3 separate regions of the Mus musculus genome follow, and regions 1 and 3 are each linked to region 2. A link is a loop called in an ENCODE intact Hi-C map of the cell type or tissue named here. Cell type or tissue: left cerebral cortex. All regions are shown on one strand.

What was found. A loop is a pair of places that touch in the nucleus more often than their neighbours do. Peaks named below come from ENCODE experiments on the same cell type or tissue, not always from the same donor. Only the 100,000 strongest peaks of a DNase experiment are listed, where the experiment ranks them.
Region 1: it touches region 2 in a loop (2.5-fold over the local background); 31 of 42 quality-filtered maps call a loop at or near these places.
Region 3: it touches region 2 in a loop (9-fold over the local background); 31 of 42 quality-filtered maps call a loop at or near these places.

What each region holds. Positions count from the first base shown.
Region 1 is chr13:112,862,940-112,870,939 of GRCm38, reverse strand. It overlaps Plpp1 (phospholipid phosphatase 1), which reads right to left. Exons shown (of 6, transcript NM_008903.2): 5 at 3,968-4,144; 6 at 3,046-3,497. The coding sequence ends at 3,372. Mtrex (Mtr4 exosome RNA helicase) reads left to right here. Exons shown (of 27, transcript NM_028151.2): 26 at 1,825-1,929; 27 at 2,945-3,160. The coding sequence ends at 2,997. Among named protein-coding and RNA genes, the nearest start is that of Mtrex, 60 kb to the left of the region's middle. In left cerebral cortex, no CTCF peak of the experiment used is centred here; no DNase peak of the experiment used is centred here.
Region 2 is chr13:112,669,496-112,677,495 of GRCm38, reverse strand. It overlaps Slc38a9 (solute carrier family 38, member 9), which reads right to left. Exons shown (of 15, transcript NM_178746.4): 2 at 7,765-7,909. The coding sequence starts at 7,874. It overlaps Gm52034 (a long non-coding RNA gene), which reads left to right and starts at 4,129. Exons shown (of 2, transcript XR_003950560.1): 1 at 4,129-4,223; 2 at 5,468-7,932. In left cerebral cortex, CTCF peaks have their summits at 3,284 (motif pointing left) and 5,604 (motif pointing left); a DNase peak (open chromatin) is centred at 3,252.
Region 3 is chr13:113,031,796-113,039,795 of GRCm38, reverse strand. It overlaps Cdc20b (cell division cycle 20B), which reads right to left and starts at 4,417. Exons shown (of 12, transcript NM_001281487.1): 1 at 4,355-4,417; 2 at 4,020-4,082. The coding sequence starts at 4,417. Mir449c (microRNA 449c) reads right to left here and starts at 3,813; the gene lies at 3,705-3,813. Mir449b (microRNA 449b) reads right to left here and starts at 2,377; the gene lies at 2,298-2,377. Mir449a (microRNA 449a) reads right to left here and starts at 2,262; the gene lies at 2,172-2,262. In left cerebral cortex, a CTCF peak has its summit at 3,681 (motif pointing right); DNase peaks (open chromatin) are centred at 4,423, 4,627, 7,355, 7,837 and 1 more place; H3K4me3 peaks cover 1,548 bases.

The sequences.
Region 1 (8,000 bases), 190 kb before region 2:
ACACACACACACACACACACACACACACACACACACACACACACAATCACACTCTTGACCTAATTTTTAATGTTTGTATTTATGGAATATGGAATTGCCCCATCCTGGCATTTTACAGCTTAAATGTGAAATACACACTATAGTCTCATATATTTGGTCCTCAGCTACTGTTGCTCTTTTGTGAGGTTTTAGGACCTCTGAAAGATGGAGGAAATTGGAGCAGAGGGGTTTCAGTTTGGCCCTCCTCTCACCACCTCGATCCACCTAGATGGGGTCCTGCTTGTGGGGAAGGAGGAGGCCCTGAGTCCGTGTGTAGTCGTCACAGGCACAGCCGGTCAAGCCTCCCAGTGCCTTCTTCCCAGGCGAGGCTCAGGGATGTCGATCAAGTCCGTGTGTTTGCAGACGGTTGGCCAGTGTGGGAAGAAAGAAGATCCTAGCAACCACAGCTTCCTCCTCTGAGAAGTCTGTAACCTGAGGCTGGTCCCTAAAGACTGCCCACCTCCTGTACTGTAATAACAACACCCTGACTTTCTAGATTGCAAAGCAGGTGTCTTCCATCAGAGAGAGCACAGCCCACTCTGGATTTTGTTGGTTTCTTCAGATTCTGTCTGCTCCATGCCCATGCTGCCTCAGTCAGGTTCTCAGGACCAAAGTCAGGACGTGAGGCACGCCTTCTGTAACTCCTCCTGTGACTTCCCCATGATGGCTGCTGAGCCATAGCCACAGTGGGGAGAATGTAACTGAGCCACACTTCACTGCTTTTGGTTCTGGCTTTTGACTCATTTAATGCACTTTCTCACCAACGGCCAGATGATGTCACAAGAACTGTATAGTAGAAGTAGACTTCCAGTGTCTTCTTCCCAGAGGAGGAGGAGATCCTCATTTCAAATGCTATTTCCTGGTATTCGCGGATGCTCAGTAGAAGAGTTCTTGTGGACGGCCCTGGGATTGGAATCCCAGTACTATTTGGACGTAGGGTCTCACTGTGTAGCCTTGGCTGGCCTGGAACTTGTTACGAAGACTGCCTCACACGCAGAGAGCTCCTTCAGTGCTAAGACTAAAGCTGTGCGCCATCATGCATGGCTTCCCTGTTTCTATCTGCTTTGAGTTTGTATCGCAGTCATTTATCCCAGGGACACACTGGAACATAATCTAGAGGGGGACTTCCCAGTGTTACCAGGATAAACTAAAGCTTGCACTTCAGCTAAATGTTCCTAGTGCAGTCCAGACATTACAGTGAGGTCCCCAGAGTTTTCATTCAATCTGTCACACTTAAAGAGAGGAACTCAGGTCCCGCTTTAGACAAGTCTTAACAAGTAGCACCGTCCACAGCTTTAGCTTTGATTGATATTTGTCTTCGAGTTGCAATCCATAGGGAAAAGTTTGTTTCCTCTCTTGCTACCTCTAAAAACACACTGTAAAAAACAGACAAAGCATTGAGGAAACAAGCTAATAACCATGTTCTCTCACAGGCATGCTTGTAGTGTCCAGAATCCTGAGTATGGCACACACAGGGGCCTGAGAAGCGGGACTCGGTTAGGCATGGATTTGCTGCCTGACAGACGTCCTTACAGGACGTGAGCTGGTGTGCTGCCTTCCTCAAGTCAGTCTCTTCTCTAAAACCAGGGAAATTGGTTTACCTAGCTCTAAAAACATGTCACTGCATCCTTAGAATATGTCCTTTACGGCCGTTAAGGGGAGGTGGGGGGGTAATTAAACCTTTCCTGTAACTGCCAGTCATGTTCTTGTGCTTTGCAACTTCTCTAATGTCTTATTCCTCCTGGTTGGATTCACAACAAACTCGTGAATTCCTTTTCTGTCCAGGCAGTATAATTCGTTGTATGAGGCGTCTGGAAGAACTGCTTCGACAGATGTGTCAAGCAGCAAAAGCCATTGGAAACACAGAGCTGGAGAACAAATTTGCTGAAGGTCAGTAACTAGTTTATAAGCCTTTTATGGTAATGTAGGCAAATCTTGAGACTTGGAACTTTTACACAACTTATAATCGGGACATTTTAAGATATCTTTAGCTGGAGTATCGTGGAGCGTCCTCTAATAGTGTATATATTAAAAGTGGAATATTTAGATGGGACATTTTTAGGGTTTTGTTTTATATATTACAGATTCCCAATTACACATATTTATTGACTACTTAGTATGTGTCCAGCATTGTTCTAAAACCTGTAAGAGAGAATATAAGTGCAATTGGTAGAGCTTCTCTTGTAATGTGAGGGAGGTGTCGGTCGATGGTCATTTAGTCTGCAAGGAAAGGAAAGAGACGACACAGAGATGACGTTTAAGGCTTTTTCCTATGCCCGGAATGTTTGAGCAACATGAGACTAGTGTGGTTGGAACACAGTGAGCATGAGTGAGAGATGGGAGAGAAACAAAGTGGCCAAGTCTGTAGAGTAGCAGGAGGATGCAGGGAGACAGGTAAGGAAGAATGGTAAAGTGTAAAGAGGAGGTGGAGAGTTGGGGAGCATGCTATTTATAGATGGCTCTCATCTCCACTGTGTCCTGGGCCAGACAAGACAGACATAGCCAGTCCATGCTGGTGATTTCTAAGTTAAGTGTTTTACCATCTTTCATTGCACACTGAGTGATTAGACTCTGTTGATAAAGGCAGCCATGTAAATTGTTCCCATGTCTTCTAATATGAAAATAACTGCTTGACCTGGGTCATCTACTTCAGACAACTTAGGTCCTTCTCTAGACTCTCTCTTACTAGCCTTAGCCACTCACCCAAGCCATAACACAGGGTAGCTGGCAGTTGAAAGAGAAAGGACTCGGTCTCAGGTTCTTCGGGTGGCTCTTAACTCTTAAGCTAACAAGCTTTTATAAACTCTTACTAGTTTAGTCAGGCCCGAGCCATAAAACCATTGTTTGAGAAAGCTATAATGCTTTATGGTCTTGAAAGCTTAAACATTCTTTTCTTTTCCCTTAGGAATTACCAAAATCAAGAGGGATATTGTATTTGCTGCCAGCCTCTACTTATAGAGTTCAGCGTTATCCACCACCTGTCTGATTGCAACTGACTACAAACGCTTCCCAGTGTTCAGTGGTTCACAAGCTTTTTATTATATTTAAGTCAACATCATTCTGAGAAGGCATGTAACATACACATTTGTACATAGCGTCTTTCAATAAAAATGTACAGGTGGGACAGTGTTTTAGTGACAGGCTTCATTTTCTTTAATTGAACTGTTACTCATTGTGTTAGAAGTAACTGTACACACATAAAATGGGCATCCAGGAGGTATAGATAGCAGCAGTCCTTTATAGAATGGTCTGTACAGCAGGAAGTAATACGCATCCCCCTGCCTTTAGCCTCCAGCTGTTGCCTTTGAAGCGGGCCAGCGCCCCTGTACCCTTCAGGGCTCGTGATTGGTTGAGTAGTTCCGTGAACTGGCGGTTTCATGGAGAGTCGTGTGTGGATCCTCTTCCTTTCTCTCTTTGTAAGAATGTGTGTCCTTGAAGAAATCGGATACATACAAAGCCTAGACAAAAAGGGCAGAATATTAGTGGTGTGAATTTCAGGAACCAATTAGAAATGTAAAAAAATAACCGGGTAGGATGGTTGTAGTGGTGCCTGGAGAAACGGGCCAACCAGAGCTACAGTAAATCACTATCTCAAAAAAAAAACCTGGCTAAAAGAAAAGTATTTTGAAGAAAATTCTTCAAAATGTTTTGGCAAATAGCTTCATTCAACCAACACTTAATGAATTATTTTTAACTAAATTAATTTTCAATTCATGAAAAAAGGAAATTAGTTTTTACAACCATAGGCTTTAGCACCAAGAATTTTGCAACGCTGACAAAGGATTACTCAGTTTTCACCTGTCTGACCTGTCCTTTTATTAACATTCAAATCAATTAGTGAGCCACATTCTCCGCCCTGTCTGGTATCTTTCTGGGATTTATCTAAATGCGCAGCAGGCGGCCTCTGGGCTGCTGCTCTGATACTTACAACCAGTATAGCCATAGCAGCTCCCTGAATGAGTCCAACTGTGACGTCACTCCAGTGGTGTTTGTAGTCAGACACTCGAGAAAGGCCCACATATATGGAAAAAGCAATGAGCCCAAACTGGAGCATGGGTCGTAAGAGTCTTGCCCAGTCTCCCTTCATCCTGGCTTGAAGATAAAGCTAACAGAAAAAGGGGGTGGAAGAGAGAATACTTGATTTAAGAAGCCAGTTGAAAACTTGACTATCACCCAGCACACTTCTAAAGTGTTGACATTAAGAGCATCAATATTTTTACAGATGAAATAAAACTTTAGGCAAGTACTTTAAAGCAACACACCCTGTCCCTAACAGCATTGCCCCAGCGACTTGCATTTAGACAAATGTACTACCTATTTAGCTGGTCCTTGCCCTTCCAATCTTAAAGCAGGGTTTCACTGTTTGTGACTAGAGGGTTTCAAGGTAGTCCTTCCCTGTGGTCTGTGGAATATTATAGATAACATTCCAATAGGTTATCTATAGTGCTGTCGTTTCTTCCTAGACTTGGAATAAACTGCTAGAATTCAGACAAGGGTTTGCCCCTTCCCTAGGCCTGGTTCCTACCTTGCATATCTAAGGATTGGACTGTTACTCTGCCCAAATAAGTAGTGTGGGTCATAGTGCACTCAGGGGCCAGGAAAGAGCTCTGCCCTTCCCCTAACTCTGTTGCCCTCTTCCATACTGACTACCTCCCTTCCCACTATCTCTGGCACATAAATACCTGAAAATTTTGATGTAGAAGGAAATCTTCAGTGAATCTATAACCATTTTAAAAAGCAAAACAACCATGCTGCTTTTAGTTATTTTATAATAGGTATAATTCTTGCACTCAGGAGAATGGAAAGTTCCAGGCTATCTAGGACACAAGACCGTGTGTCAGGCCTCCCCACAAACACCCTGCCACCCCTAAAAATAAAAATGTAATTATCAACATTAAAAAACCTTCAGGCTAGGAGGGATAGTGTGCTGACTAGTTCATATCAACAAGCTAGAGTTGGAGAAGAGGGAGCCTTAATTGAGACAGCTCCATAAGAGTGGAGCCCTTGCATATTTCCTTAATTAGGGATCAATGAGGGAAGACAGAGCCTATTGAGGGTGGTGCCATCCCTTAGCAGGTGGCCTTGGGTTCTATAAGAACAGGCTGAGCAAGCCAGGAAGGAGCATTCTTCCATGGCCTCTGCATCAGCTCCTGCTGTGTTGGAGTTGAGTTTCTGTCTTGACTTGATGATGAACGTGGCATAGAAGCATAAGCCAAATAAACCCTTTCCATGCCAAGTTGTTCTGGCCATGGTGTTATCACCGCAATAGGGACCCTAAGGCAGTTTGTAAAATGCTTGCTTTGGAAGTATGAGGACAGCAGTTGGATTCCTAGCACTCATATAAAGAGGGCATGTACTATGATTTGCATTTACATGGGTCCTTGACCAGCCAGTCTAGCCTCATTGATGGACTCCTGGCTCAGAAGGGGAGGAAAACACTCCTGAGGATGACACCAGAAGTTGTCCTCTGGCCTCTGCATGCACAAGGGCACTTACATAAAAATAATTACGTATACATAAGTCTGTCCAATCATTTATGAATGGCTGGAATACTGTTTAAAACTATTTACAAGGCATAGCAAGAGCATGGTGTGAGCATGTAGTTACAAGGTGGCATAGCAGTCGTTTAGCTTATTAGCTAGGTTGTGTGCTACTGGCTCTCTATAGAGCCTCTTTCCCCCAACCCCCGCTTTTTTTGTTTTTGTTTTTTTCTAGACAGAGTTTCTCTGTATAGCCCTGGCTGCCCTGGAACTCATTTTGTAGACCAGGCTGGCCTCAAACTCAGAAATTCGCCTGCGTCTGCCTCCCAAGTGCTGGGATTAAAGGCGTGCACCACTACCACCCGGCCTAACCCCTACTTTTTAAAAAGAATTTCATCTCAAACATTATTTCCACCTCAATTATGAAGTTCATTTTAAAGTTAAGTTTCTGGGCCAGAGAGATGGCTCAGCAGTCAGGAACACTGCTGCTTTTCCAGAGGTCCTGAGTTCAATTCCCAGCAACCACATGGTTGCTCACAACCATCTGTAATGGGATCCAATGCCCTCTTCTGGTGTGTCTGAGACAGCTACAGTGTACTCATATGCATAAATAAATCTTTAAAAAAAAAGAGGTAAGTTTCTAGACTACATCTGAAGCCATCTGGGTACCGTGAACAAAAATTCAGCTGTACACAACAGGGTTTTTCCTTTTTCAGATGCAAGAGATATCTAAGAATTACAAATATTTGCAAATAAAGATATTCTGGGGGGAATTTTATCTAACTCTGCCGGTAGGTTGGGCACACAACACCTCTGAGTGGAGTTAGGAAGGTTCATTTTGATAAATCTGGCATGTGGGGTACGAAAGATGGGGCTGGAAGAAACATTTCCTGTTTAGTACTGCAAAATCCCTCTCCTTTCAAAGGAAGCCTGTGGCATGTTAATTTTCTGCAAAATGTTATTCCCCAGTTCGCAAGGGAAAGATCACTGACTATGGACCAGCTGTCAGTCAGGTCCAGCACACCCTGGGCGTCCTCTCCACAGCCAGTTTCTTTTCTCGCTCTTCCATCCACACAGGTATTTCCCTTTACAGAGACATGGCCTCCACCCAGAAATCACGTCGCTGGGTTGGGGCTGAGGTGTCTATGTCTCTTGGTTGTGGTTCTACATTAGTGACTTTAATAGTCACGGTAATCATTATAAAAGGAACACCAGAACCTGGCATTCTGTTGTCCCTGTCCTCACAGGTCACTCTAGAAATAGAATTCCCAGGAGATGGTGCAGAATGAAAGAGACTAAAAAAATTAAACCAAACAAACAAAAACCACTTTACTGCACTGGACATTCCTCCCTCCCTAAATTTTCATCTACATACAAACCTCAGATGCCAGACAAGTTCAAAGTCTCACACGAAAACTGCCACGAGGCCATTCTCTTTCCTTCCCCATCCCGCTCAGTGCTTCTCAGCCTTCCTAATGCTAAGACCCCATGTAGTGGTGACCTCCAACCATAAGATCTCAGCAAGTGAAGTCATGGAGTAAACCCAGCCACGTTTTAGAAACCAGGTAAGAAGGGACTGGCCTTAGCAATGAACCAGAATCCTCTAGAAATGCCACAGGTCAGTGACCTTTGTGAAAGTGCTCCAGGTTGTCTTAAGAAAGTTGTGAACCTTTCTGCTCACTACAGGGCCCAGTGTTCACTGAGCTGGAGGAAGGGAAGACACAAGCTCCTCTTGGTTTATCTGAGACACCACAGATTGTACAGGCAGCTTCTTACTCCTTGGGAGTGAACCCGACTAACCAGTGGTTACACCTGGAGAAGGTGGTGGACTAACCTGGTGAATTTCCCTGCAGCAAAAGTTCAGATGATTCCAAATTCATGCTGACAGTCTACCACCAAGACTGCTGGTTTTTTAAACACTTGAGACAATTTGGGGATTCCCCCATGCTAGTATCACCAAGGACTGTGCCCTCACATCCTGACAACCATAGAGGCAGGAGTGGGAGGTATGGCCTTTGCCAGGGTAATTGGGTCATGGAGGCAGAGCCTTCCTTAATGGGACCCAGGAGTTGCCATACCATTTGCATTAGAAGTGTGCAGCCAGTTAGTCCTCCTAGAACCTGACTCACACAGGTCTGTCAAAAGCACATTGCTGCTCATAAGTTGTCTGGTCTGTGGTGATGGATTATAGCACCTAAGCACCTATCCTAAGTTAGGGTATAGCCAGTCCACACTACAATTTCTGAAATTATATTTAGTTTCCATTAAATGATATGATACCACATCTGGAAACAGACTGTTGGGCAATGCAGCTGGTTTCTTTCTGTTTTGCCTAATGGCTGACCCTGTTAATAGTGTTATGGTCTCAGGTTCCCCCACTTACCATTTTAAACTGGAGTCAAGGGGTCAGTTATCTGGGGGCTGAGGATGTCTATAGCTCAGTGGTACTTAACTGATATGTGTATGCAGGAGGGGCTAATA
Region 2 (8,000 bases):
ATTTCAGTTCCAATTGACTAGGCTCACATCCACTTTATACACTAGAGCATCATAGAAAGGCAGCTCCCAGGACAGTCTTAGCAATGCTTGCTTCTGTGTGATGGGATTGAGTTCCTTATGCTTCCAGGCTTCATTCTATAGCTCTTGTACGATCCTCCTCCCAACCTTCCCAATCAGAAACAAAACAAAACACAGTAAGAAAGAGGAGGGAGAGAAGGAAGGAAGAAAATGAACATGATCCTACAGAAGCACAGGCGATTTAAACAAAAACTTAAGGAAAGCCAGCTTATCCTTCAATATCGTGTTTGTATTATAAATCAGAAAAGTAATGTATCTCATCAGAAAAGTTATATATATATATATATACATACACACAGACACACATACATACATATATATACATATACATACACACACACACACATATATATGTATATATATATATACTGCAGATAATGTAAACATTGTTGAGATAATTGCTGGTGTGCTGGGTTCATTACTCAGTAGTACAGCATTTGCTTAGCATGTAGCAGGCTCTGGATTCAATCTGAACACTGCAGAACGAACTAAATGACCCAGCAACATTTTGGTGCATGGCTGAGAAACATGCGTGAATGATGGACATGTGCATTTTGGTTTTGATTCCTTTTGATCTTTACATAAGACAGAATAACAATCACACATGGTATCATTTTCTAATTTTTTCTTTCTTTTTCTTTTTCTTTTTTTTTTTTTTTGATGCTTTAAGATAGGGTCTCTTGTAGCTCAGACTGGCCTGAAACTCACAATCCTCTTGCCTCCCAGCTCCAAGAGCTGGGATTGCAGGCTGTGCCACCGTGCTGCCATGATATGACACGTATCTAGCTTCCTCTGAGAACATTATCTTTAATGTACGTGAGATCCATCTCGTTCCCCAGCAGTGGGATCTCAAGCATGTGTCACTGCACCAACCTCCTCATGGGGTTTCTGGGGATCAAAATCAGGACCTCATGCTTGTAAGGCGAGGTCTTCACAGACTTAAGCTGTCTTCCTAAGACCCCAGACCCATTTCACGTACATTATTAGCATCCGGCCTTTAGCCTGTTGAAAGCCATCTTGACTCTCTTGTTACCACTACTGGCTCCAAGCTCTGGTGGTGGTGATATTATACTGCACCCACAAATTCCTTCTGACTACACCCTTGACCTAACACTGACCAGACAGATAAGGGTTTTGTTTCTGTTTTTGTTTTTTTTGCCTTAACTCTTCATTAACTCTTCATACTTTTTCTGCTCAACAAAATAACTTTGACTTGACCCTGCGGAGTATCAATTACCTCCAAAAGCTCCCTTGGTCTTCGGGCTTCTCTCACTAATGTCAGTGAGAGAGGGAGAAAGTACAATAAAGTACAACGAACTTCCCAGGAGTGGGAAGAAAACAAAACAGACACGCAAACACCCCGGAGCTGACAGGGCTAAAGGGCTAAACTCAGGTGAGCTGAGCAGATACCGACCGAAGGGGAAACGTTTAAAAAGATGTCTAGGGCAGAGGGAGAGAAGGGAAAAGGCACAGAAACCAAGCATTTGAGAGAATAAGAGGATTCCAATGAGACTAGAAAAAAAACTTCATCTAGTGAAGTAACAAAGTCACATGCAAATTTAAGGTGCCTCTAACACTAAGACCAAGAATTTTCTTTCCTTAAGCATTTGGCAAAAATATAGTTCTTTGAGGGACAAAAGAAAGAGGAGAAGGTGGGAAAGTATGGAGAAAATTGGGCCAAGGAGGGAAAAGGAGGGGGAGGGAAAGGAGCAGAGGAGAGAGGGGAGAGATGGGTTTGATGGAGGGAGTAATACAATTTGTATGCTTGCCCCAGCGCAGTGATACCAGCAACAATTGAGGTCCTGTCCATCTAGTTATGACTGCTTGGTGGCAAGCTCTTCATCGTGTAATTCATGGTAGCTTAGCACACTAGCCCTCCTGGGAAAATCAATTTCTCTTTTTCTCCCCCTCCCCTTCCTCTTTTTAGGAAGTTTTAAGATCAAATTTAGGGCCTTGTGCATGCTAAGAACATTGTCTCCCACTGCCTGAATTCTTCTCATTTTTGTTGCCTATATAATCCCAAACTATAAAATCATCAAGCACCGGGTAACCACTTCCAGTTGCTGCCATACGCCAGCATCTATTAAACATTTTACTTTGCCTTGGGAAACGGCTTGAGTCTTCCTCTCTCCTAGGGCCGCAAATACCCACTGTCAACTCAGGCTGATCTACAGTGACAGCATTTGTGGGAGGAGAAATAGAGAGGCTGATTCACAAATGCACAGACTGTAGGTACCCTAAACAGCAAGGTGCCATAATGTATCTTACACACTCCAAGGGTGTGAGGAAGCTGTGCATTTGAGATATCCAATTAATGGTGGCTTGTTAGAGCACTACAACATCCTCAATAGCAAAAGCTTGAATGTTAGGATTTGGTATTTTGAGATGTTTTGGTGTTGAAATGAAAACAGCCCTGTGAGTTTAATAGATGATATCTCTGATAGATCAGATTATTCTCCATTTTGATACCAAGTGGGCAACAGAGTCCTACAAGAGCAGAGCAGCCGAGTGCTGGTAAGTAAGCTGTAGGAGAAAAGTCTGTGTACAGAGCATGCTTAGGGGGTTGGGGCCTGAGTGAGCTCCTGCCTTACGGTGTCACCCTGGGCCTATAAGGAGCAGCAGAAGGAAAGGGGAAACAAAGACACACAGAGAAGGGGAAAGCTAAAAACCGAGCCAAGCCACAGTAGAGGGTTTGCGTAGCAATACACAAGGCCATGGGTTCAATACCCAGAACTGGAAAGAAATTAAAAATCAACCATTTCATAACTTTGTTGGCTGGCTGGGGTGGTCAACTTTCCCAGGGCATAGTCACAGAGCAGTAGGAAAATATGAGGCTACCCTGAGTACCAGCTCATTAGTAGCCTCCAAAAGCCTGAGAAAAGCCTGCTCATTCCCAGTAGAATGTATCGAATAGAACACAGCAGACTTCTAGACCTTTCTGCTCTTCCATTTACTTTTTTATTGTTCATTCTCTCTCCAAACAGGTGACAAAATAGCATCAGAGGGAGGCGTGCTGAAGAAACAGGGGCCTTACTTTTTTATAATGCACCTAAATGATCCACATGCCGATGGCATGCAGCTTACAACGGCACAGCCCTTCCTCCGCCTGCTTTAGACTCCACTTGTCAAAATGCTTGGCCTGCAACCCCTTAGTCTGTGCCAGCTAAAAGTCTTACATGTAAGACGCGAATGCCACCTAGTGGGAGGTAGAAAAATAACACAAGCTAACCGTAGGCCAAGAAATACTCAGACATCAAATGTTGTCTCCCATCATCCTATAGCCAAAGTTTCCCAAGTGCAGGATGACCCTTGACACCACAATCGTGAACGCTGACTGGCTGGTGTATATAGCAATATACAATAGACAAGTATAAGCACTCTAAAGTCCTCACTTTACAAACATGAGATAAAGCTAAATGAACTCAGAGCTGGAAGGGGAGCAGACTGCTAAGAAACATCCAATTATAATATATATATGTGTGTGTGTGTGTGTGTGTGTATGTATGTATGTATATGTATGTATATGCATGTATATATGTATATGTGTATATATATATATATGTATATATATATATATATATATATATATATATATATATATATATATATGTGTGTGTGTGTGTGTGTGTGTGTGTATATACACATACATACATACATACAGAGAGAGAGAGAGATGTATATACACAAGGGGGCACCAGAGCATGGTGACTCAAAGAACTGAAGCTTGATACTAGTTGTCTACATTTTATTTACATGGAAAGTTGGAGACTCTATCCCTCAGCAGGAACAATGTCTTAAAGTACTCACATACTTTTTCTCATCTAATAGTCTCTGCTTTCTCCAGCAGAGATTATCCCACAAGCAGAAGCAACAAGGACTGCTAAGTTCTTACAAGTGGTTGCTCTCCTTTCTTACCAGTTACGCCAGGATTGAAAATAGCGGACTCCTTCCTTTTTGAAGTTTCATTATAGAAAATGTATTTCCATTTAATATACCCTGTTAGATTAAAATTTCAAGGAACTGAACTGCCGACTTGTCATAATGGAATGCACTTTAATGACCTATGACTCATTGTCACAGTGGCCAATTATTTATCACAGAACTTAGAAGCTTCAAGAAAAACTCTAAGCATTCAGTCAGCATTTGTAAGTGGACTACATTCACTAATACTGAAATATACCAGTGAGAATCACAATTATCGATTTCTCTGTTTCTTCTGATAGCCACTGTTAACGACACTTTCTTCAGGGATAAATTTCACACTACCAGTTTTAGCTACAAGAAAAACTGAAACATCAACTATCGGAAGAAATGATAACAATACCGCCAGGATCAGCTCACTGCAATCTTTCTTATCTCCTGGGCTGGAAATAGCTGCAGCTCTTATCTAGACTAACATTCTGCTGATAGCAACGAGGGTAGTCACTGACTGGGTACTGAGGACCTACTAACTCTATGCACCAGGCTCCCTTACCTCAGCTGTGCAGCTCCTCTCAGCCACCCAAGCCTTCCCGACTCCATCTGCACATACTGTATTGTCTACAATACAGCGAGCAACTTTACATGAATGGTGGCAGACTATACATACTGCTCTGCAACTCACTTTTTTCTTTTAACAAAATAACTCGAAGAGTTGTTTCATTTTGGTATGTCATAAGCCCACCTCCTTTTTATTAGATGAAAAATATTTCATTGTATGAACACACTATAATGTAGTTTTTCAGCCCTGGAAGAAAACATATTTTAGTCACTCAATCTTAGCAACGTATATGACCCCACGCAGGCACCGGTTGACGCTGTAAGGCAGTGAGATTCTGCTACCCAGAAACCTCAGAGTTGCCGCTGGGATCTGAGTGGAGGATCACACAAAATTTGTGGGTTAAATTCTTTTTTCTGGTGTACATAAGAATATGTGAGCACAAGTATAAAAAGGCCAGACGTCATCATCAGGTATCTAATTGAACTACCTCTCTCTCTCTCTCTCTCTCTCATTTAGTGGCATATTTGAGATGGTTTGTTTATTTATTTGCTATTTATTGAGACAGTCTCTTACCAGCCTGGAGCTCATCAATTTGGCTGGCCTCGCTAGCCAATGCTCTCCAGAAGCCATCTGTCCCTGCCTCCCTAGTGTGGTGGTTACAGGTACACACCATAGCTCCTGGATTTTATATGGGGGCTCAAGTTTGTGTGACAAATACTTCACTGACAGAGCCTCTCCCCTGGATTTAATCCCCCCTACATCACAATTGTATTCTTCCTGCCGGCAGTAGACAATGACTTCTGTCATAGCTTACTGATAAGATACTTTTCTAATATATGCACTTAAACATTTCTAAACGAGGACACCTCACAATCTCTAACACCGGATGTCTGAATTACTGTTGGCCAGGTGGCAGTGTGCTCGCTACTTCTGGTGGTGTGCTGACATCCGACTGCCAGGCCATCTCTGTCAAACCACTGAAGGAAGGCATGGGAACCGGAAGTGAGAAGGCCTCTCATGACGCCATCTGGTGAGACCGGGACAGTGCAAGGACGGGAACCTGCGCGCGGCCTCAGTGCTGCTGAAGAAACCAAGGAAGGCTGTGTCATCAAAGCCACCCACTCTCTTTCCGGCCAAAGGACAATTGTCCACGTAGGAGGGACACACAACTGGTCTGATGACTAAATCAAAAGCTGATCCAGAAGAGCCAGGGTTTTTAAGTGTGAGGTGTTAATAATGTCTTAACCAATGCACTTTGTTTCTATGATCAACTTGTATAGTTCCATAAGAGACAAATGAGAAGTAACACATACGGTCAAGAGTTCTTCCAGTGAAAACACAGCAAAAATTCCAAGTCCAGTACTGTACATGTATGATACACACGGGCACAGCATGCGTGAGTGAGTGTGTGCGTGTTGTGGGTTGGGGTTTTTGAAATGATCTGATTATGTGTATGGGTGCTTTGTCTGCAAGAATGTCTGTGCACCATGTGCATGGCTACTGTTGATGGAGAACAGAAGAAGGCGTCAGATCTCCTGGGACTGGAATTACGGACAGTTGTGAGCTATCATGTATGTGTGTGCTAGGAATCAAATCCAGGTCCTCTAACAGAACAGTCAGTTCTCTTAACCACTGAACTTCGTTCCAAACCCTCTTTGTCCGTCTGTCTATCAGTGCGTCTTTCTGACCCACTGGCTGACTGACCGACCTACCTACCTACCTACCTGCCCACCATGCAAGTCAAGTCTCAGTATGTAGCCCCAGCTCTCCTGGAACTCACTCTAGACCACACTGGCCTCAAACCCATAGAAATCTGCCAGTTTGTACCTCACAAGTGTTGGGATTAAAAGCACGTGCCACTATGCCAGGCTTTGTATATTTTAAACGCAATTGACAACCAACAGCATCTCAGATTTGATGAAATATTCCAAATCCCATGTTACATCATTCAGGAACATTTTAGTTTTTCTCACAGATTTTGCACATTCCTGTTAAAACTACTGCAAGCGTATTTTATATATTTTTCTATCTCATTTTCTCATCTTTTTTTCCTCTCTTTCTTTCTTCATTTATTTATCTAGAGTGTGAACACACAAGTGCTATTGTATTTATCTGCAGGTCTGAACACTTTCTTTGGGTAAGTTCTCTCCCGCCATCCTGTGAATCCTGGGGATTTAACTCAAGTAGTCAGGCTCAGTGGCCTTTTCCTGCTGAGCCATCTTGCTGGTGCCTCGGGGCTTTTTGCATGTTACTTCTTTCTTTTCTTTTCTTTTCTTTTCCTTTTTCTTTTTCTTTCTTTTTTTTTTTTAACAGACTAGGTATGAGTAAGTAGCCCAGGCTGGCCCCAATCTCACAATCTTCCTGCCTCTGCCTCTTGAGTGCTAAATGCTAGGAATGGGCCATCACACATTTGGTCTTATTTTTGCCTATTTTGTAAGTAATCACTTTGTGTATGTGTGCCCACAAGTTTGTATATGCATTGAGGCCAGAGGAGGGCAATTATCTTCCATCTTGTTTCTAAGAGGCAAGGTCTCTTTCTGGAACTCATGTGGGTTGTTTGTTTGTTTGTTTGTTTGTTTTTTATAGACTGGCAGCCAGCAAGTCGTGGTGATCCTCCTATCTCGACTCACTCCATCACTGTGTTTAAAGTTGTACGTGGGCTCACATCTAGCTTATGTGGTTGCTAGGATGCAACCTTTGGTCCTTCAGTTGCACACTAAGCATCTTACTCACGTCAGCATCTTTCTACCCAATAACTACTTGATCGAACTCACTTACTGGGACTTTTTTTTTTTTTAAAGGAGATTCTCTTGAGGTTTCCAGTCATAAACTGAAAGATTATTTAATCTCAAGTGATTTTAAGTTACCCGCTGTCATTGTAGCTCAGTGAAGGCAAAGGCCTATTCCTTTTCTATCTGTAGTATCAGATTACTCTGCACGAAGCGGGCAACCAACAGGCATCCGAGTCCCTTACATACATGCGCCCTCCTTGACAAAACCCAGCCCTTTGCTTAACAGACTCGTTTATTCCAAGACACAAAAATGTGCAAGTGAGGAAACAGGACTCATATGCACACACATCAGGGTATGAGTCCTGTAAGAAAATGATGATTTCATTATCGATTCTATTGATCTTTTGGGCTGTACTGTATTATATCTTAATTGCTAGAAGCCCTAGGTATGAAGTGAGCACATTAAGACCTCACCTTTTAGATCTCAGATCTGATGAATCAAACTGGATGTTCATAGGCCCAGGGCTTACTTCATGTTCCACCTCAGAGAGAAGATGCCTGGAATCACCATCCACACTTGCCATTTTCCCTCAGATTCCAGGCACTGGGGCAGCCAGTCCTATAGCAACCAGGAAAAAAAAAGTAATTTTGTTTAATCTTAAAAACATTTTACTATTTTTAATATATTTGCATGCAGACAAAATAGAGAG
Region 3 (8,000 bases), 360 kb before region 2:
CTCCCACCCCCACAGACACGTTATATTTAGTAGTAGTTCATCTTTGTTTTTGCTTTGCTTTTTGTTTTGCTGTTTTATTTTGGAATGAGAGTCTCACAAAACCCAGACTGGCTTCAAACAATTTGTCCTATAGCCAAGGCTGCATTAAACTCCTCTGACTCCTGATGTTGGGGGTTACAGGTGTAGTCTGCTATGCCTGGCCGATTCTTCTTCCTTCATTTTTCTCCTTACCAATGGATCTCATGCCCTTACGTTGATTTCACTCCACTCCGCCCTCCTTTCTCATCATCTTAGTAATATAGAATTAGGAAGTGTTTTCAATACGCGTGCATGGGGGTGTTTGTACAAGGTCCTAGGTTACATCCCAACATTCCAAAATATATACATGTTTATTGAGTGCAAATGTTGGTGTTTTATGCCTTGCTTTTCAATTAAAACGCAAAGAAAAGCCTTCTAGGTTTAGTAGATTTTATTTTTATCGACAAGTCATTAACTAAAGAAAAAAAACATGCAGAAATTTAACCTTAAAAAAAAAAGATGAAATCGGGCTGGGCAGTGGTGGCGCACACCTGTAATCCCAGCACTTGGGAAGCAGAGGCAGGCGGATTTCTGAGTTAGAGGCCAGCCTGGTCTACAGAGTGAGTTCCAGGACAGCCAAGGCTGCACAGAGAAACCCTATCTCAAAAGATGAAAACATGATAAATCAAAGTACTGAGAGTAAGTGACTGTTGATGTGTCTGATTTATATCAACCCCACAAAAGTCAAGGAACATTGTAGAAGAGGGGGACAGAAGGAATGTAAGCCAGGGAATGAGGAAGAGTACTGGGAACACTGTCTTCTGGCCCTGTATGGTCCTTACACTCCTCAACTAACGACAGATAAGCAGGCCTGTGTAAGATGAAGCCTGCTAACCATCCAGCAGGGTGGGGAGGGGCCCGGAGGCTCCACCCTAGCTGAAGAGCCGCTGGAGAATGATGACAAATGGGAAACGGAGGTCATTTTTCTTCACGGGCAGGAGCTGTAGTGGATCAGATAGATGGCCCCCCGCTCGTGGGAATGTGGACAGCTTTAATTGGACTCAGGGTGTTATTTTTTAAAAGAAGCCATAGAGGTAGAAGGGAGGTATTGGGAAAGGGTCCAGAGGGAGTGGGAAGTTTGGGTTGAATAGAATCAAAATTCATTGTATACATGTGTGAAATTCTCAGGGAATAAATAAAAATTCTAAAAAAAAAATGAAAATACTATTTACTTAGCTGTCTTAAACACAAAGACCATCATAAAATAATACTGGTCAACAGCAGCAACACCAAGGATGAGATTTGAAAATAGTAAAATACACAGGAATCAGATAATAGCATCTGTTTAACCTATGTCTAAGAAATATATTTACATTTAAATAGTTAATGCAAATTTATTTCATCAGGAGATTTTGGCCCAATAACTTAAAGAGTGCAGTCTTTTTCTTTTCTCTTCTATGTCTCTAGTAGTCACCAGTACACCACAGTGAGTTCTGGTGATTTCCTGCAGATGTCCACCTGAGGTCACCATATGACCTCTGACTCTGTTCCGTGAATCAAACGGCCTTCCAAAGAATGAGGAAGTATTTTAAATAATATTTATGGCCAGCTCTTCTTCTTTCTTTATAAACTAGATCTCATGTCCTTCCAATTATTGTAAAAAATATTTGCAATATTTTATACAAAATGGAAGAACTGAGTTGTCTCCCCAAATAAATAAGCCCATCCCTACCACATCCCCAAGATATCCCAAATTGTCTAGATACTTCTAGTGAAGATGTTTTAACGTGTGGGTCATTTTGAAAGTTAACACAAATTCTCCCTCCACTTGGTGTATACATAAAGTTGGAGAGACCTGCTCTACTCTATCATGAAACTGATTTAGTTGGAAACTTGGGCAAATACACAAGGCTTTCCATTTTATTCTAAATCTTGTGTTAAAACAACAAACACATAACTTTATAAATGCTTTGATAATGTCAAGCTAGGACTCAGAAAATATTACTTGAGTTTTTAAAGTAACAATGGTTAGTACTTTCACTGCTATAAATATGTCCTTGTGTCACCCCAAGCCACTAATAGCTGTTATCATAATAGTACCCCTCTTCATGGCAAAGCACATACATGAGCTGTAAATGCATGCTGGTGGTGATTGTGTGTGCAATAGGAGAGCAGTCGCATGTTAGCTGGTGCCGCTCACATACTCAACCAGCTAACAATACACTGCCAAGCCATCACACACAGGCAAGACAGCGCACCTCATTAACAAGAAGAACCCAGCCAGAAGGAAGTGGCAGGGTAGCTGTGGCTGCTGGCCTGACCCAACGCAGCCAGCTAACAACACTGCCTACCCGAGTCTGGCAAGTTCGGATTTTCACAGTCTGTGGAGTGGCTGAGGCTAAGTTTCTAACAGAAAGACACTGCTGCAGAGCTGCTGGAGTGTGGTGGCGTGGATACGGAGAGCAAGGGAACTCTGAGGGAGCCAGTTTTCTCCTTCCACCATGTGAATTCCTGGGATAGCATGGCAGTAAGTGCCTTTACTGAACCTTCTTGCCAACCCCAGAACTCTAATCTTAGTAACTGAAGAGGATTTATAGAGAAACCTTGTTTAATGTCTCCTAAACTATAAGAAACAAAATTTATATTACCAAGCTATACCCATGTTTTAAAAAAAAAAACTTTTAAGAACTTTAAATGTGGTTTTTGATGTTTTGTTTGTTTTTCCCCCTTGGGGGTGGGGGGTTGATTGGCTAATTTTTTTCTAGACAGGTTGTTTTTGTGTTTTTTTTTTTTTTTTTTTTTTTTTTTGTAGCCCTGGCTGATGTGGAACTGCTGTGTAGACCAGGCTGGCCTGGAGCCGGGAGATCCACCTGCCTCTGCCTCCCAAGTGCTGGCATTAAGTGCTTGACTAAGAACTCTGTATTCTTATACTTGGGTTTTCCAAATTTAATGTTAAGTTAAAGATGTTAGCAAAGTAAAAATGAATTAACAAAAGTTCAATTGAATTAGGCAGTAAAGTATCTAGAAGATAAAATAATTTGGGCAGGAAACATAACTAAAGACACAATGTAAAGGCTTTTAAATGTTATTTCTCTATAGGTGACATTAGTCACTGCATTTTAAAAGGCCAGCTATATATTTGATTTCAAGCGTCACTGATTGAATATAGAAAAATGTATGTTATCTAGAAAAATATTCAAATGGTGAGATTTTAGCTAATAATCTAAATTTAAAAGCATGTGGGCTATTTGGTGTAAAGAGAAGTAAGTGGTGCTAGAGATGTGAGTCAGATGAGGATTTAACTTTTTCATCCATTAAAGAAAGTACAGGAGCTGGAGAGATGGCTCAGCGGCTGAAAAGAGCACTGGCTGCTCCTCCAGAGAACACAGATTAGATTCTCAACACCAACAGGGCGGCCCCCAAAAGCCTGAAACTCCAGTTCCAGGCGATCAGAAGCCCTCTTCTGAGCTCCGCGGACACCACGCACACACGTGATGCACAGATATAAGTGCAGGTAAATAAACACAAGGTAATAAAAATGAGTTTCAAAAGAACACTCTTTTAAAAAGAACTGCAAGCTTTGGGTTAGAGCTTTAAGGGGCAGAAATACTATATTGGATCCAGCTTTTAGTAGCTGTCTTGAAGACACCTCCTTATCCACCAGATGGCACTATTTCCACGTCTTTGCATGCTTCTGAGTGCAGCAGAGGGTAGTGCAGCTAGCAACTGTTGGGATAAAGTTCTAACAGCCAGCTAGCAATGCACTGCCTGCCTGACACACCCACACTTCATCCTCTGTGGAGCCGGACACTGGGAAGCGCCCGCTAAGCAGGTATAAGTAGCTACATCAGTTGTGAGAATCCATTTCTTAAGTCTTCAGATTCTGTAAAGGTTTTTAATTTGTATTAATTCTCCCATAATTCCTGCAAATGCCTTCTATAGCAAGAATTAATTTGCTCGAGATCAGAATGAAGACAGAAGGGCAAGCCCAGAAAACTCACCTTGGGGGAACCTTGATTTCGCTGCTGCTTCATGCCGTTGGCGAGCACCCGCATGATGTTCTCCTTTGGAAATAGATTAACATAAGAAGGGAGAAAACTCTAGGAAAATCGTCACGGAGAGTGGGGAATTGTTTTGAATCCTGGGTTTGCTGATTCACTCATTCTTTCTAAAGCAACCAGGTATCTCCAGAACTTAAATTTCACACCGTTCAAAATTTAAACTAGGCTGTAGAATTTCATGGCATCTTTTGGTCCTTACTGGGTATTACAAACCGTACCTTCTGCAAGAAGCCCCATGGGAGGGTTGGGTCAAGAAAGAAAAGGATGGTACGCACCCACAACATCTCTTCTTCCGTCCGGATCTTCCTCCGGGCGGTGCGTTGCAGTTTCCACTCCATCTCCGAGTGAGTGCGCTGTTCCTGGACGCCTTGCCTCTCCCCCTCAGGGGCTAAGCAGGACCACGACTTCCCAAACCGCTAGCCTCGTCCCCCTAAACCCATCAAACCTGCCCTCCTACCCCCGAGACCCTCGCTCCTCCCACAGCTCCTGGAGCGTATTCCCCAGGGTAACCTTTAAAAAGCCCGCGGGGCGGCAATCAAAGCGGGAACCTCCTTCCGTCGGTCCCGCCACAGGCCAGCGCCTCGATGACGTCAAGTCTGGGGTGTCGGGGTGCTCGCTCGGGTCCCGCCCTCCTACCCGCGCCCCCGCACTGGGCCTCCCGAGCGGCGCGCGCCGCAGCGCCAAGCTTTGCCGCGAGCAGTGGCGGGCCTGAGCCTCCTGCCCGAGCCCGCAGGAGGTGCGGAGTCGGCGGGTAGAGAAGCGGGGTTTTTGGAGTTCACTGTTGTTTTCAAAAGCAAAAACGTTTCGTCCTAACTGACTCTAATCCTTTTTTTCCGTTCCCCTCTCCTTTTCTTCAACCCCACCCTGATTATCAAATTTGGACGCGTGCAGTAATTCTCACCCTTCTGTTTACTGCTTAGTGATAATCGCTTGTGAAAATTCCTGAACGTAAACATGTCTCTCAATGAGCATGTTAACTCCTCTGTCTTCAAACTCAAACTCAAAAAAGGGGGGGGGGGTGTCTAGGCTGCCGAGAAATGCGTTGACATTTCCAATTAATAAATTATCCGCACTGTCCACTTGGGGAATTGGGGAACTGGCCAAGTTCTCTTGCTGGATCTTGGGAGCTACTTCATAAGCAGGAAGTTTGTGAGAGAGGGAAAGAGCCAAGGAAAGCCAGTGAGACAGCTGACCAGGCCTAGGACTGGATCGATCATGAAATTGCTCGAGGGTCTGGAGGGACCTGGAGACGACTGACAGACAGGGAGCCAGATGGGCTGCTCAGCCTTGCCTGCCCATCTGAGCTGCCAAGGCAAGCTGGGCCATATGGCAGGAGACTAAACTGTCTGAGCAACCTAGGAGGTCCAGCAGCCAGGTTCTCTGCTCCCAGGTCCCCATCCCAAAGTGACAGCAGATTGCATTTTAACTCTAATAAGTTGTTTTGTGCATGCTGGGGCTAGGAGATTCAAACTGCTCAATAACTTAAGCCCACTCTAGTACGTCTGAAAATTCAAGAAATACCGGCTTCGTAGCAACCCAGCTCCCAGTGTTCCAATGACAACGGTTGAAAATGTGTGCTGGTAACCCCACATGAGATTTGTCAGAATGCTTGTATTAGAATATCTTTCTTACCCCACAAGAATGCTACTTTTCTTGCAGTGTGATCAAATGCTTACTCATTCCAAGCCCCAGGAAATCCCTTCTGCAAGCATTAAGACTCAAAGTGAACCATCTTTGCATGAGTCAGGTATATTGTTTAATGGCCAGTTGGAGAATGTCAACCAAAACAAGCAATGTATTAAAAACATGAGATTATTTTTATCTGTTTGTGTGTGTGTGTGTGTGTGTGTGCATTTACCCATTTTGTCAGAACAAGGAAGTAATTTTAAAGACAACTTTTAGAATCTAGGGTCTAGGACTCCCTGGATTATCTGCTCACAGCCATCAGTCACACATTTTTAAAGTACATTTTAGACACTCATTCACAGATACACAACTCCCAAATGCACTTTTCCTTCTTATGTGAAGCAGGGAAATATTAGCCAAGGATCTTCCTTTAAAATGTTATTGTGTGTGCATTTCAGGGCTGAGAATTATAGCCTACTAATAGAATTTCTGTTAACCCTGCATCCAGGAGACCCTAGGTTCAACCCCCAGTACCACTGCAAAACAGTAATAGTGTACAATTGAATATTCTGATTAAAGTTTACAACAGAGAAATGGGTTTAGTTCATCGTTTAGTACGTGCCTCAGTAATAACTATTACACTCGGGGATCCAGAGCGCTTGGCATATTGTGCATATAAGGAGGGCTATGTGCCCTCAGTAACTAAATCCAAAAAAAGAAAACCCCACAATTTCGCTCAAAAAAAAAAATCTGGCAACCACCACTTAGGTCGCATAATCTAAAATCACTTTCAGAAGATCTACTGGTGCGGCGTATCTGCTGGGGCATAACTTCAATTCTGAAGTATTCCTGCCTCTTCACCCAGTCCTTCCCTCTCTTACCCTTTCTCCCATTCCTCCCTCCTTTTCTCCTCAGAGAAGGGGAGGCCTTCATGGATATCACATATACCAATTCTGTTTTCATAAATTTGAAACATGGTGGTGGTGGGTGGTGGTGGTGGTTGTTGGTTGGTTGGTTGGTGGGTGGTTGATGGGTGGTGGTGGTGGTGGTGGTAGCTTTTAGCAGTGTTTGAATGGTCTGGAACCCTCCTATGTGGACCAGTTTCAAACCTGAAAATACCAATCAGCCTGCCTCTACTTCTGCCTCTGCCTCACCCTCTCTCCCTATGCCTCTGCCTCTGTTTCTCCCTCTGCCTAAAGTACTGGTATTAAAGAGACAGCCACCACAGCCAGCTTAGCTTCTAAATTTCATCTTTTTTAATTGTTTAATCATATGGTCATTCTAATTTTAAAAAAAACTCTATAGTACAACTCTTTAGTGAGAAAAAGGAAATGTCTTATCGTAATTTCTATTAAATATGGTTGAAGGACAGTATCTGATTTGGACGCGTGTGAGCCTCAAATCTGCCCTTGCTGAGTCTGTTTCCTACCAAGTGACAGCCAGGGGATACCCAAACTTCCCAAATGCCCATCTTTTCTCAACCACAAAATTATACTTTGATTCCCCATAACGTAGATGTCTCAGAAATATACGATGCGCCACATAAACCTCTTCCTCGGACTCTCAACCTCTTCCTTCCCACAAAGCTTCGCCAGACTTCCCCCCAACGCATTCTCCAAGCTCACGAGTGCGCACGCGTACTTAGGTCCTAGGCATCTCCCTGCATCAAATAAGATATCGTTATATTATCCTTTTTTGCCTCTCCTGCTGTATCCAACCACTTTTCCAGAAATGAAAACCAGAGAATTACCCCATCCCCAACTGCAACCGCCGCCAACCCCGGCCCCAATTCCTCCCGCCGAGCAGGTCCCGCGCCCGCCGGCTAGCCTCCCGCTCCGCTCGCGGCCGCTCCCGCCCCCAGCTCCCGCCAGCCTGTCCCGCGCCTACTGGACAAAAGAAACGGTTGGAGCTCGCTTTTAACGATCTGTTTGGCACGTGCCCCTTCAGGCGGGGCAGGGAGAGCTGAGCTGGGGGTGGGGTTGGATCACTCGGGTGGCGGGGTGCAGTGGACAAGCTAATGAGGTAGGGCTGAGGCTAGCCTCACTGCAGGGGGGGGGGGAGAGAAAGGAATCAAGTCCCCTCTCTTGAGCACCAATACTCCCCAGAACTCAGCTCAGAGTGCTCCAGCAACCACCAGCTGAGCTTCCTGCAGTGACTATGATCTCGGGAGACAAGTCTGAAAACACAGCCTGCCGCCTGCGGTGTATGGCTTCCCCACCCCCACCCACCATGTGCAAGCAGCTTACAGGTTTATTCTTCAGTCACTACCTAAGATCTAAGGATACGACCGGTCTT